2 separate regions of the Homo sapiens genome follow, and region 1 is linked to region 2. A link is a contact called in ENCODE Hi-C or POLR2A ChIA-PET data. All regions are on one chromosome and are shown on one strand. Each heading gives the region's core, a stretch centred on a gene start or an enhancer-like site at or near the end of the contact. The rest is flanking DNA. Distances are from core to core; before and after follow the strand shown.

Region 1 (7,375 bases), core at 4,483-6,982, 3.1 Mb before region 2:
GTGATGACTCTTAAGGAGCATGCTGCCTTCAAGCATCTGTTTAACAAAACACATCTTGCACAACGCTTAATCCATTTAACCCTGAGTTTGACACAGCACATGTTTCAGAGAGCACGGGGTTGGGAGTAAGGTCATAGATTAACAGAATCTCAAGGCAGAAGAATTTTTCTTAGTACAGAACAAAATGGAGTCTCCTATGTCTACTTCTTTCTACACAGACACAGTAACAATCTGATCTCTCTTGCTTTTCCCCACACTACAAGAATGGTCTTAATTAAAAAATTTAAAAATACTAGCTGTTGACAGAAATGTGGTGAAACAAAAGCACTTTTACACTGCTGGTGGGAATGTAAACTAGTACAACCACTAGAGAAAAACAGTATGAAGATTTTTTAAAGAACTAAAGGTAGGGCTGGGAGGGGTGGCTCACGCCTGTAATCCCAGCATTTTGGGAGGCGGAGGCAGGTGGATCAGGAGGTCAGGAGTTCAAGACCAGCCTGGCCAAGATGGTGAAACCCCGTCTCTACTAAACATACAGAAAAAATTAGCCGGGCGTGGTGGCAGGCGCCTGTAATCCCAGCTACTTGGGAGGCTGAGGCAGGAGAATCCCTTGAACCCGGGTGGCAGAGGTTGCAGTGAGCCAAGATCGTGCCACTGCACCCCAGCTGGGTGACAGAGTGAGAATCTGTCTCAAAAAAAAAAAAAAACCCAAAAAACTAAAGATAGAACTATCATTTGATCCAGCAGTCCCACTGCTGGGTATCTACACACACAAAAAGAAATCATTATATTAAAAAGACACATGCACACACGTTTGCAGCAGCATAATTTGCAATTGTAAAAATACAGAACCAGCCTAAATTCGTATCAACCAATGAGTGGATAAAGAAATGTGATATATATGTGTGCATATATATATATATATATATATATATATATATATATATTTCACATTATATATATACACGCATATATATCACTATATATATATACACACACACACACACACACACACACACACACAAACGCACACAAACAATGAAATACTACTCAGTCAAGAAAGGAACAAAATATTGGCATTTGAAGCAACCTGGATGGAGTTGGAGACAATTATTCTAAGTGAAGTAACTCAGAAATGAAAAACCAAATAGTGGGAGCTAAGCTCTTATGCAAAGGCATAAGAATTATACACAGAACTCTGGGGACTCAGGTGGAAGGGCAGGAGGTGGGTGAGAGATGAAAGACTACACATTGGATACAGTGTACACTACTCAGGAGATGGGTGCACCCAAATCTCAGAAATTACGACTAAACAACTTATCCATGTAACCAAACATAACCTGTACCCCCAAAACTATTAAAATAATAATAATAAACCAAAAAAAACCCCATAACATTAAGTTCATGTGCTTTGGCCTTTTTTAAAGAAAGGTTCTCACTCTATTACTTAGGATGGGGTGCAATAGCCTCATCATGGATCACTGCAGCCTCAACTTTCTGGACTCAGGCAGTCCTCCTACCTCAGCCTCCTGAATAGCTGGTATTACAGGTGCAGGCAACCATGCCCAGCTAATTCTTGTATTTTTTGTAGACATGGGATTTTGCCATGTTGCCCCAGCTGGACTTGAATTCTTGGGCTTAAACAGCCTTCCTGTCTTGGTCTCCCAAAGTGCTGGAATTACAAGCATGAGACACCATGCCTGATCAGAATCTTATTTTTATGTAATATAAAAAAGCTAAATATATTTAGATTTGTTATTTTAAAAAAATTTAAAAAATATTTATTTAAAATATAAAATAAATTTTGTCTACAAATACTGAAACAGTTCAAAATTGCTTCCTAGGAATTTCACTAAAAGGTTGTTAAGAGTTAATGAGGCCAGGCACTGTGGCTCATGTCTGTAATCCCAGCACTTTGGGAGGCTGAGGCGGGAGGATTATGAGATCAGGAGATTGAGACCATCCTGGCTAACACGGTGAAACCCCATCTCTACTAACAATACAAAAATTAGCCAGGCATAGTGGCATGCGCCTGTAGTCCCAGCTACTCTGGAGGCTGAGCCAGGAGAATTGCTTGAACTTAGGAGGCAGAGGTTGCAGTGAGCTGAGATCCCGCCATTGCACTCCAGCCTGGGTGACAGAGCTAGACTCCATCTTAAAAAAAAAGAGTTAATGTGATTTATATATAATTAAATCAATTAGATGTACGAAAAACAATTCTGCATAGAGTGTAGAAACGAAAGCAAAAAATGCTTTTGATGAAGGAAGTTAGAAACATTTAGTGTAGTTTGAAATTACTTAATGGTTGTGTCAAATTGAAAAAATAAAATAGTAGATAAAAATAAAATATAAAAAGTTTAAATGATTATGAGAGATTATAACATATTTATGGAAATCTAGATTGGCCAAAAATGACAAATTTGATGAATTTACTTGTAAGGTTTTATTAAAATTAGCTTTACCATTGATAATACACTAATTAAAAAGTATAACAATTTTCTCTTGAACACAAATTTTATGTATTATTAGACCCCTAACTTTTTTTTTCTTTTTTATTGAGACAGCATCTCACTCTTTCACCCAGGCTGGAGTGCAATGGCATGATCTCGGCTCACTGCAACCTTCACCTCCCAGGTTCAAGCAATTCTCCTGCCTCAGCCTCCCAAGTAGCTGGGATTACAGCGGCTTGCCACCACGCCTAGCTAATTTTTTGTATTTTTAGTAGAGACAGGGTTTCACCAAGTTGGCCAGGCTGGTCTCAAACTCCTGACCTCAGGTGATCCACCTGCCTTGGCCTCCCTAAGTGCTGGGATTACAGGTGTGAGCCACTGGGCACGGCCTAGACCCCTAACTTTTGGATGCTACAGAGGGTCTATGCAACATCCAAAAGAGTAAAAAACGTAATTATTTGATATGTTAAATTACATGAAAAGCATTGTTGAATTAAAGATAATGTTTGATCTTCTTCAACTTCTATTTTAATATATATTAACATTTATTTCATAATATTATGAAATTTCTAAAAATCTTATATATCTGAGTATAAGCTATTAGTCATAATTATGGTTATGATAAGTTATTGCAGGTCACAGACATAATAAGTTTGTTTCATTTGTTTCTTTATAATTATTTGAAGTCATTTCTACAGTTAATGGTTTAATTCTGATGTAGTTTCTACAAACTTCAAAAACATGCAAAATCCTAGAGTACTGTGTCTGTAAGGAGATTCATGAAAAGATGAAAATAGCCCAGACAAGTTGAGTACAGGTTTCTGATAATTTTAAAATTATATTGTTTGGACTGGGTAAGGATTGTGAGAATTCTAAAGAACACACTGATTCATAAAACTGCTAATTCAGGAAAAACAAAAATAGTTGAACATCAGGAAAATACTCTGCCACTTTTTTTTTTTTTTTTTGAGACAGAGTCATGCTCTGTCACCAGGCTGGAGTCTCAGTGGCGTGATCTCAGCTCACTGCAACCTCCGCCTCTCCAGTTCAAGCGATTTTCCTGCCTCAGCCTCCCGAGTAGCTGGGACTGCAGGCATGTGCCACCACACCCAACTAATTTTTGTATTTTTAATAGAGTCGGGGTTTTGCCATGTTGGCCAGGATGGTCTTGATCTCTTGACCTCGTGATCTGCCCTCCTTGGCTTCCCAATGTGCTGGGATTATAGGCATCAGCCACTGCGCCTGGCCTCTGACACATTTTTGTGTTAAATAAACCAGTACTAAAATTTTTTAGATATGCCATTTGAATAAACTTTGTGATTCAAGTCAGATTACCTATGATTACCCCTCAGTTATCAGTGTTATACACCTAAATTGAAGAAACAAACCTGATATTTAAGCAGACATAAATTCAGTAATAAATGTGAACTCATGGAGAACCTAGACAGCCAACAGCCACTTGCTCATTCCTGAGTTTGGAAGGGCCCTTCTGAATTGTGAGATGATGTACCCAAGGTTAAAGGTCCTGAAGTGTTCCCGAAGGACATGTTGACTCTCATACTTGGGCCAGGAATATGTCACAATATTTTCTGAGGGCAGGGACCAGACAGGAGTGTCACATCACCTAAATAGGAATATGTTACAACCTTCTCCTGACAGCAGGACACAGGCAGCAGAGTCACATCACCTGGGTGCTGAGCCCAGCAATAGGTAACAATGCTTTCTGTGGCTCAAGGCCCAGGCAGGAGAGACACATCACCTGCTACCTAGGCTTAATGATAAGTCACAATTTTTCCTGTGGGCAGAGTGCAGGGAAAAATGGACAGTTGCATCTCTTAGGTGATTGATGCAGAGATATGTCACAAGGCCCTCTGTAAAAAAGGCTCAGGCAAGGGCCTCCCATTTTATATATGTTGGGCCTAGTAATATGTTCTATTGTGCAAAATATTCTGGGCCTGGGTAAAAGAAGAGAGCCACATAACCTGAATGCAGAACTTAGCAATATGTCATGATGCACCCTGTGGGTAGCGCCAATGCAAGAAAAAAGACTCACATTACCTTTATTCTTGACTTAAAGTCTTATGTCTTGTAAGAGAATATTGAATAATGCAAAAATACATGTAGACATGTCTGCGTGTGATTGGTGCTTATACTCACACAGTTCACCACACCACAGGAGAAAACAGATAACCACAGGCTGACCGTTAGGGCCAAGGCCAAATAGCAAAATAAGTTTGCCTTTAATCTATTTTCTCCATATCTAAACATTGGAGGTTAAGACTGTGGACAGATCTGAAGATACAGAGTTTTCTTGTTTTGTGGCTTCATCATTCTTTGTTCACTGTCTGATGTTTGGAATTAAGGTGAGCAACAGGTGGGCAGCAGTAGTTAATAAAATAACCAGAGGTAACCACAGGTCGACCTGTGGTTATTTTATTCTATCTGTCCTCTGTTCTTTCTATGGTCACTAACTGTTTTTTCCTTGGAATTGAAGAGAGATGTTGGTAGAGAGAGGCTGTCCCCTCACCTCTGGCAAAAAAGGGATGTTCAGGCTCTTCTTCACCCCCCTGACATCAGAGCTGCATTTTAATGTGGCAGCTATTGGCCACGTGTGGCTACTGGGTGCCTGGAATGTGGCTGGTCTGAATTGCAATGTGTTAGGTAAAATAGAGTTATTTTCAAAGATTTAGTTCCATATATGTGTGTGTGTGTGTGTGTGTGTGTGTGTGTGTGTATACACATATATACATATATATGTGTATTTCATCAATAATTTCATATTGCTCTCATACTAAAATGATAGTACTTTGGATATATTGGGTTAGATTGTTACAATCAATTCCACTTGTTTTTTTCTTTTTAAAGTTTGACTACTAGAAAATTTAAAATTCACATGTGGCTCACATTTTATTTGAGGATTGCCTCTTTTTAAAATTCTCAGGCTGCCTACTCAAAGGACCAGAAGCCAGGAAGGTCATAAAGTCTGAAATTCTAAAATAATTATTATTATATTATTTTTCTTTGTGAGTAGCCATATATCATTTATAAATGTATATGACCTTATACACAAGGTTAAATACAAATACCCTATGGGATGGGCCTGGCTCAGCTAAAAGAGGAAGCCCCGGCTGAAAAGGCTGCAGCGCAGGCTATCAGTCTTCACTCAGCCCAGTGTCTGATCACATCTTCTGTCACTCAGGGCCTGAAGGGTCAGGACCTTAAACGTTGTCCAATCAGGCACGCTGGGCTGGGAACCGTCCAATCAGGCACGCAGCTGGAGCAGACAAGATGGCTTCCGGGATTTGGCGGCGCCTTTGTCTCTCGCTGCAGCCGGAGCTCCAGGTCTCGCTTTCATTGCTCTGTGTCCTCTGCTCCTAGAGGTCCAGCCTCTGTGGGCCTGTGACCTGCAGAAATTGAGAGATCCACAGCTAAGACTCCAGGACCCCCTGGAAGCCTAGAAATGGTGAGAGTTACGGGTGCGACATCCCGAGAGGGGGAAGGGGCTGGTTGGAACCCGTGGGAAATGGCTATGGCGGGACTCAGGCCTCCCCGCAGTCAGCTCCACAATCTGCACCCCGAGTTCTCCTTCCCCAGCTCGGCTCAGTCCCCTGCAGCCATAAGATGGCGGCGCGCTGACAGCCAGCCCCGGGGCATCCCGTCTCTTCTCTGCCTAGTGACTGTGCCCTGGCCTGTAGCCCTCTCTGGGCAGCTCTGTACCCGCAGCGCCGCATTTCTCTCAGATTGTGCAGGGACCACAGGAGGGCCGTCACCGGAGAATCCTGACTCAGGGTGCGGGTTCATTAATGGGAAGAGTTTTGGTCCGTGGGGTTCCCAGTTCCTGTTTTCTCCTATTAAAATTTTATGGGAGGGCCGGGCGCGGTGGCTCAGGTCAGTAATACCAGCACTTTGGGAGACCGAGGTGGGTGGATCACCTGAGGTCAGGAGTTCAAGACCAGCCTGACCAACATGGTGAAACCCCGTTTCTACTAAAAATACAAAATTAGCCGGGCGTGGTGGCACATGCCTGTAATCCCAGATACTCAGAAGGCTGAGGCAGGAGAACCGCTTGAACCCGGGAGGTGGCGGTTGCAGTGAGCCGAGATGACGCCATTGCACTCCAGCCTGGTTAACAAGACCGAAACTCCGTCTTAAAAAATATATAAATAAATAAGTTAAATAAATAAATAAATTATGGGGATCACCACAAAAATATTGGAGAATTTAATCAAAGAGTGATTCAAAAATTGTGGAGCATTCAGCTGTGGTTTGGAGCTTGTGACTTTATGAGAGCAGCTTGAAGGAAAGACTTTTAAAGGTACATGATGAAGAAAACCAAATTAAATAATTGGTTAGGTACAGTTCATAGTTACTTGACTTGTACAATTAAGGTGGACATTTCCTGGTTATGTAATCAGAGGTTAATTGGCAGTTTATGATTGGTTAAGCCTAAATTTTTGTTTCCCTCAATTCAGTAATTTGCAAAAAAATGCATTTGAGTTAGAGTTTTTAAAAAATAGGAACCCAGGGACTAGAGTAACCTCCGTCTAATTGCCTGCTACTTAGTTATTTTCACACTCCACAGGAGACTGATTTTCCCCTGCATTTTTCACAGTTCTCTCAAGCTGGGTCTCAAGCCTACCCCTCATCCCATTCCTCCAGACTAACTATGACTTGCAGTAAAATACTAAATTTCCAGTTTCTTCTCACATTCTCAAATGCCAGCTTCCCCTTTCTAATTCACATTATCAACTATTTGTCTTTTATTGTACACTTTAGATACTGTATTTTAACTAAGCATTTTTTGACATTGAATGGCACTTAAAAAAATCGTTTTCTGTTTGAAAATATTTTTTATGAGAAGAAAAAGAAGAACAATTCCCTGATACTGTATTGTAAAAAATCTTTTCGCCTCATTTTTAAAAATC
Region 2 (6,817 bases), core at 3,239-5,738:
AGAATACCAAGGCTTTTGATGCAAGGTGAGGGAGGAGTTCGCCTTTTGTCTGACTTGGCAAAGATAGATCGCTTAGTGTGGTCAAAGGAAGCCCAGGTTGGATTGCAAGTGTTGTTGTTGTGGCCCATTGGTAACAATATAGCCATTCAGAAATGTTGTCAGGGATGATTCTCCAAGGTAGCCATTTTTGGCATCCTCCTGCAACTCGACGTATAGCCAACATTGATTGTGGTTGGCTTCTGTTGCAGCGGTGGCTAAAAAGTTGATGAATTTATTCTTGGCCTCAGACACAAAGACACAGGTGCTGACCATTAGTAGATAGGTTATTCCCTGTAATAACAAAAACAGAGGGGAAATGATATTGTTTTTCATCTTTAGGAAATTGTACTATGCCTTCCTTTTCTGCTTTCATAGCTACAAGGTCACTAGCCTTAGGGTTGGGATCTGAGGGACGCCGTACCCATATTTTGACTCCAGGATTTAAGCTACCTGTACCAGGGGATCTGAATCCCCCAGTTCTGTATGTAGACTCTGTTGGACAAAGATTTCCTCAGGGGTTAATTGTTCACAAGGTACCACTAACAATTGAGCAACAAGCATCTGTGGTTTTATAGCAAAAGAATCTGGAGTGTTATTGTATAAAATGACCTTTAACTCTCCCTGGTAATCCCTATCAGTTATACCACCATACACTATAATGCCTCTCATTGCAAGGCTTGAACATGTTGTAATCCATTTACCCACATTCAAGATCGCAGTTATGGTGGAAATTTTTGCCTGTTGATCTTCCTGCTGATTAAATAGTCTGTCAAGAGAAAGCAGAGATGCATGAACATCAACATGGAAAACAGGGCCGGGCACAGTGGTTCATGCCTGTAATCCCAGCACTTTGGGAGGCAGAGGTGGGTGGATCATGAGGTCAAGAGATTGAGACCATCCTGGCCAACATGATGAACCCCGTCTTTACTAAAAATACAAAAATTAGCTGGGCATGGTGGTGCGCACCTGTATTCCCAGCTACTCGGGAGGCTGAGTCAGGAGAATCACTTGAACGTGGGACGTGGATGTTGCGGTGAGCCCAGATCACGCCACTGCACTCCATTCTAGCGACAGAGTGAGACTGAGTCTAAAAAAAAAAAAAAATTAGCTGGGCGTGGCAGCCCGTGCCTGTAATCCCAGCTACTTGGTAGGCTGAGGCAGGAGAATGGCATGAACTCGGGCGGTAGAGGTTGTAGTGAGCTGAGATTGCACCACTGCACTTCAGTTTGGTGACAGGGCTAGGAAAAAACCAACAACAACAACAAACAATATGGAACACAGTGGTATGTGTTGTGCACCAGGATTCAGATACCTTACCAGCATTGTTCTCGCCAAACCTCTTTATTCCCAATTAGCCATTTGTTTCATTGCCACTGGGGCATCCATGTGGTAAGACCATTTGCTACTGAGCAAGAGTTCGTATACAAGTGACAAATCCCTCTGGTCTCCTCCTGAATAGCTCAGAGGATGGCTGCCAGTTCAGCTAACTGAATGCTCCCACTCCTTCCTTCATCAGAAATGCTTATGTATTTAAGAGGATTATAAGCCACAGCCTTCCAGCATTGGGTCCCACCAATGTATTTGGTGGGTCCATCAGTAAACCAAGTATGTTTCTGATCCCATTTGATGGGCGGTTGGGGAGGGGGGTGTTTACCTCTCTATCTGCAGGACTCGTTCAGTGTTTCCTGAGCTGGCAAGTTTTGTCCATCCTCATGTGAAAGTGATACCCTCTTTGGTTTTGGCTTAGGCTGGTTTTGTATGTGCCATTTCCATTATATGATGCTACTTTCTTGGGTGTGCCCTATCTGGTGGGTTTTGGGGGAACTCATGTCTCAAGTCATAATAGGAATTTCAGGTCTCATAAAAACATCATGGTTGAAGCATAGGTGTTCTATTTCCAGCAAAGCTCAATAGCAAGCTAACAGTTGCTTCTTGAAAGAGGTATAAGCTTTTCCTCCCTCTGGTGGTTTCTGGGTCCAAATCCCGAAAAGTACCCTCTTCCCATCTTGTTTCTGCCCAAGGCTCCAATTAGCATATTGATCTAGGACAGTTACTTGCAGTTCTACTGGCCCATCCCGTATGGGCCATAGATCCAGGGCCAGTTGCACTGCTTGTTTAGCTTGTTCAAAGGCCATGCTCTCTTTCTCTCCCCAGTGAAAGTCATAGCGTTTTCTAGTGGCTGCATGCAGAGGTTGTAAAATGTTACCCAAGTGGGGAATATGATGTCTCCAGAAACCAAACAAGCCAGTACATTAGTGGTAGGGGTTGCAAAATCTAGTATTTTAGCCTTAGCCTTTGGTAAAATGGACTATTTATTTGCATTCCATAAAATGCCAAGGAATTTTATACTTTGTGCAGGTCCTTGAATTTTACTAGGGTTAATTTCCCATTTTTGAAATAGGAACTGGGTTTTTACCTGCTCGAAGCCCCGGCTGACTAGTTCTTCAGTTTTATCCTGACTGGGCCACCTGGACAGCTGCTTTTTTCAGCGATAGGCTGATAGCTTTGAGCTTTATCAGTCAAGACATTGACTGGCATTGGGCCAGTCTGGAAGTCAGATTAGCATTTTCCTTTTCCGCTTACATTTATCTTGTAGCAACCAGCCCCTATCACGATACATTAACTTATAAGCAGTAAGCAAACACCATCCACTCCGGGAGATCCCTCAGCATCTCCTTTGCTGACTGGAATCCCCCGCAGCACTTCCCGCACAGTCAAAGGTTTAAACTGCACTAATTTAGATTCCCAATTCCCACAAAAACCAGTTCCCCTTGACCATTTAATCACCAAGAGGGAGAACTGGGGGAGTTCCCATCCCAGGATATGGGAAGTCCCTGAGCCCTCCAGCCCTGTCCTTCTAGTCAAAAAGGGGTACACTTTTGTTTTCAAATCCTATTTGTGATGCCAAAAATGTTCTGTGAGGCAAATGTGAGAGGGGAGAAACAAAGACACACACACAATACCATTAAGGGTAAACAACTTTTATCCCACGTAAATGGCAATGCAGACATAATAAAGTAATAATATAATAAGCAAATGATATAATAAGCAAATAAATATAATAAGCAGATTGATGTAATAAGCCAATCTTAATAAGACGAGGAAATGGGAAAAGATATATATATATATATATATATATATATATATATATTTTCCCTCACCAGACTATGGGGGATTCACCACCAGAGAGGGAGGCAACAGCCACAGCTCTAGAGTCAGCCACCCGTCCATCGTACACAGACAAGGAGAGGTCTTATGAAGCTTCAGGGCGGTCTGGGACCTTAGCTCTTTTGTAACGAGTTGTTTGGCATAAGGCCCAGTGATGAGAGCCCTTCACGACTTGCCTCAAGGAACACAAAAAGGTCAACCTTTTTTTGTGATTGTCTATTGTTTTTCAACAACTAATATATAGGAATAGATTGAAATAGAGATTTCTTCAATACAGCGCTGGATGAACACCTCAGGGGCTCACACAACCTGTTCTGGGACTTGGTGACAATTGTTTGTGTCCACATTCAATTGAGTTCAGATTTAATATGTGACTTTTCCTCCACAAATTCCCCTGTCTTGATGAATCGGCTCTGTCTAGGCAAAGGGTAAAATAAACCCCTTGGGCTGTTACACAACCTCCGCCTCCTGGCTTCAAGTGATTCTCCTGCCTCAGCCTCCGGTGTAGCTGGGACTACAGATGTGCACCCCCACACCCAGGTAACTTTTTATATTATTAGTTATTATTATTATTTATTAGTTATTATTAGAGATGGGGTTTCACCATGTTGGCTAGGCTTGTCTTGAACTCCTGACCTCAAGTGATCTGCTCACCTTGGCCTCCCAAAGTGTTGGAATTACCAGCGTGAACTATCCGTGCCTGCCTCTAAATGATTTCTATCTCCTATAGCTGTTGGAAATTAAAGATTGTTTCAAATTGAAAAAATAAAAAGAATGTGGACAAAAATAAAATATAAATAGTTTTTTAAAATTACGAGATATTACAAAATATATATGTAAATCTGGAGTGCTCAAAAATGACAAATTTGATTTATTTATAAGGTTTTATTAAAATTAGCTTTAATAGATTTTACCATTACCAAAGTAAAAGTTGATTTTCTGTTGAACAAAAATTTTATGTATTATTAATGACAGCAAAATACTTCTGTTCACCTTTTTAATACATTCAACAAGAAAGAGAGTAAACAAGAGATAAAATATTCCCATGCTCTGGGGTGGGCCTGGCTCAGCTCAGGGAGGAAGCACTGTTTGAAAAGCCAGCTGCTTAGGCTGGCACTCTTTGTTCACTTAACCCAGCATCTGATCATATCTTCTGTCACTCAGGGCCTGAGGGGGCGGGGATTTAAGCATTATCCAATCAGGGACGCTGGGCTGGAAGCCGTCCAATCAGGCACGCAGCCAGAGTGAAGCGGAAGGCTTCCGGGTTTTGCGGGGCCTTTGTCTCTGCAGCCGGAGCTCCAGGTCTTGTCTTCACTGCTGTGTGTCCTCTGCTCCTAGAGGCCCAGCCTCTGTGGCCCTGTGTCCTGCAGGTATTGGGAGATCCACAGCTAAGACGCCCGGGAGCCCCTGGAAGCCTAGAAATGGTGAGAGTGCCGGTCCGACATCCCGAGAGAGGGGGATAGGCTGGTTGGAACCGGTGGGAAGTGGCTGTGGCGGGACTCAGGCCTCTGCGCAGTCAGCTCCACAATCTGCACCCTGAGTTCTCCTTGCCCAGCTCGGCCTCAGTCCCGTTCAGCCATAATTTGGCGGCTACGCTGACAGCCGGGCCCCCTGGCGTCCTGTGTCTTCCCTGCGTAGTGACTGCTCTGGCCTGGAGCGCTCCGTGGGCAGCTCTGCAACCGCAGCCTCCCGTCTCTCCCAGAATGTGCAGGGACCACCAGAGGGTCGTCAGGGGAGAATCCTGACTCGGGGTGCAGGTTCATGAATGGGAAGAGCTTTGGTCCGTGGAGTTCACAGTTTCTGTTTTCTGCTATTCAAAATTTATGGGGCCGGGCGCAGTCGTTCACGCCTGTAATCCCAGCACTTTGGGAGGCCGAGGCAGGCGGATAACTTGAGGTCAGGACTTCAAGATAAGCCTGGCCCAAATGGGGAAACCCCATGTCTACTAAAAATGCAAAAATTAGCTGGGTGTGATGACAGATGTCTGTAATCACAGCTTCTCGGGAGGCAGAAGTGAGAGAATCGCTTGAACTCCGGAGGTGGATGTTGCAGTGAGCTGAGATCTTGCCACTGCACTCCAGCCTGCGCGACAGTGAGACTCCGTCTCAAAAAAAAAAAAAAAATTCCTGGTTATGTAATTACAGTTTAATTGGCAGTTTATAGTTGCTTAAGCCTGAATTTTGTTTCCCCTAATGTAGTAATTTCCCAAAAAATGCACATGAGCTTAGATTTTTTTTTTTTTGAGGTAGAAATCCAGGGACTAGAGCTTCTTCAGTCTAATTGCCTGCCACTTAATTATTTTCACACGCCACAGCGGACTGATTTTCCCTGGCATTTTCCACATGTGTCTCAAGCAAGGCCTCAAGTGTACCCCATGTTCCTCAATTTATTATTTTTATTTTTTTTTTTTTGAGACGGAGTCTCGCTCTGTCGCCAGAGCTGGAGTGCAGTGTCAGATCTCGGCTCACTGCAACCTCCGCCTCTCAGGTTCAAGCATTCTTCTGCTTCAGCCTCTGGAGTAGTTGGGGCTATGGGCACGCGACACCACGCCCAGCTAATTTTTGTATTTTTAGTAGAGATGGAGTTTCAGTATGTTAGCCAGGAATGCTAGTTACCAAGGAAAAAAATAGGGAAAATCTCTCTTCCATTTTGGCTGTAGACAATGAATATATTTCCACAGGAAAATGTGGTAGATAATTGATGAGTTACATAGATTCGTCAACACATTAGTTCCTCTTTTTGCAGGGGAAATTTGTGACAGTGAATATCTCAGTTCTATATCCTGTTGAGTTCTGAGTTAAATGCTAAATTATATGTGATGAAACATGGTACCTTCTAGAAGTGTTCCCATATGACTAATTTTTTACTACATTATTTTATTTATTTACTTTTTTTTTGAAACAGAGTCTCGCTCTGTCAACAGGTTGGAGTGCAGTGGCGTGATCTCGGCTTACTGCAGCCTCCACCTCCTGGGTTCAAGCAATTCTCCTGCCTCAGCCTCCTGAGTAGCTGGGATTACAGGCACGTGCCACCACACCCAGCTAATTCTTTTGTATTTTAAGTAGAGAGGGGGTTTCAACATGTTGGCCAAAATGGTCGTGATCTTCTGACATCGTGATCTACCTGCCTCGGCCCTCCAAAGTGCTGGGATTACAAGCATGATTTGCCGCACCAGGCCTACTTATTTTTAAGATAAATAATAAAATAATACATATATTTTCTGAAAGAAGTAGATATATTTACTTTTCTTATGGAGGTATCACATGCAAGCACCTTAGCCAGGTGCAGTGGCTCACGCCTGTCATCTCAGCACTTTGGGAGGCCGAGGTGAGTGGATCACTTGAGGTCAGGAGTTTGAGACCAGCCTGCCCAACATGATGAAACCCCATCTCTACTAAAAATACAAAAATTAGCCGGGTGTGGTGGCATACGCCTGTATTCCCAACAACATGGGAGGCTGAGGCACAAGAAGGTCTTGAACCGGGGAGGCAGAGGTTGCAGTGAGCCAAGATCATGCCATTGAACTCCAGCCTGGGCCACAGGGTGACTCCGTCTCAAAAAAAAAAAAAAAAAAAGTAAGCACTTCCTTCTTATGTAAACACTGTGTTTG

Evidence for each region. A loop is a pair of places that touch in the nucleus more often than their neighbours do. ChIA-PET counts read pairs that join two places held with the same protein, here RNA polymerase II (POLR2A). Pooled maps may share reads with other maps.
Region 1: a pooled map shows a loop between it and region 2 (11-fold over the local background). The contact joins the promoter of ZNF675 here to the promoter of ZNF737 in region 2. A Hi-C loop is called at or near these places in 1 of 37 single-sample maps with no recorded cell type and 9 of 50 pooled maps. POLR2A ChIA-PET finds 5 or more read pairs at or near these places in 1 of 52 experiments (activated CD4-positive, alpha-beta T cell).

What each region holds. Positions count from the first base shown.
Region 1 is chr19:23,685,569-23,692,943 of GRCh38, reverse strand. It overlaps ZNF675 (zinc finger protein 675), which reads left to right and starts at 5,732. Exons shown (of 4, transcript NM_138330.3): 1 at 5,732-5,913. The coding sequence starts at 5,911. RefSeq lists enhancers at 5,465-5,514, 5,805-6,194, 6,326-7,296.
Region 2 is chr19:20,563,452-20,570,268 of GRCh38, reverse strand. It overlaps ZNF737 (zinc finger protein 737), which reads left to right and starts at 4,488. Exons shown (of 4, transcript NM_001159293.2): 1 at 4,488-4,631. The coding sequence starts at 4,629. LOC105372316 (a long non-coding RNA gene) reads right to left here. Exons shown (of 3, transcript XR_936408.3): 3 at 1-330. RefSeq lists enhancers at 4,636-4,685, 4,896-5,055.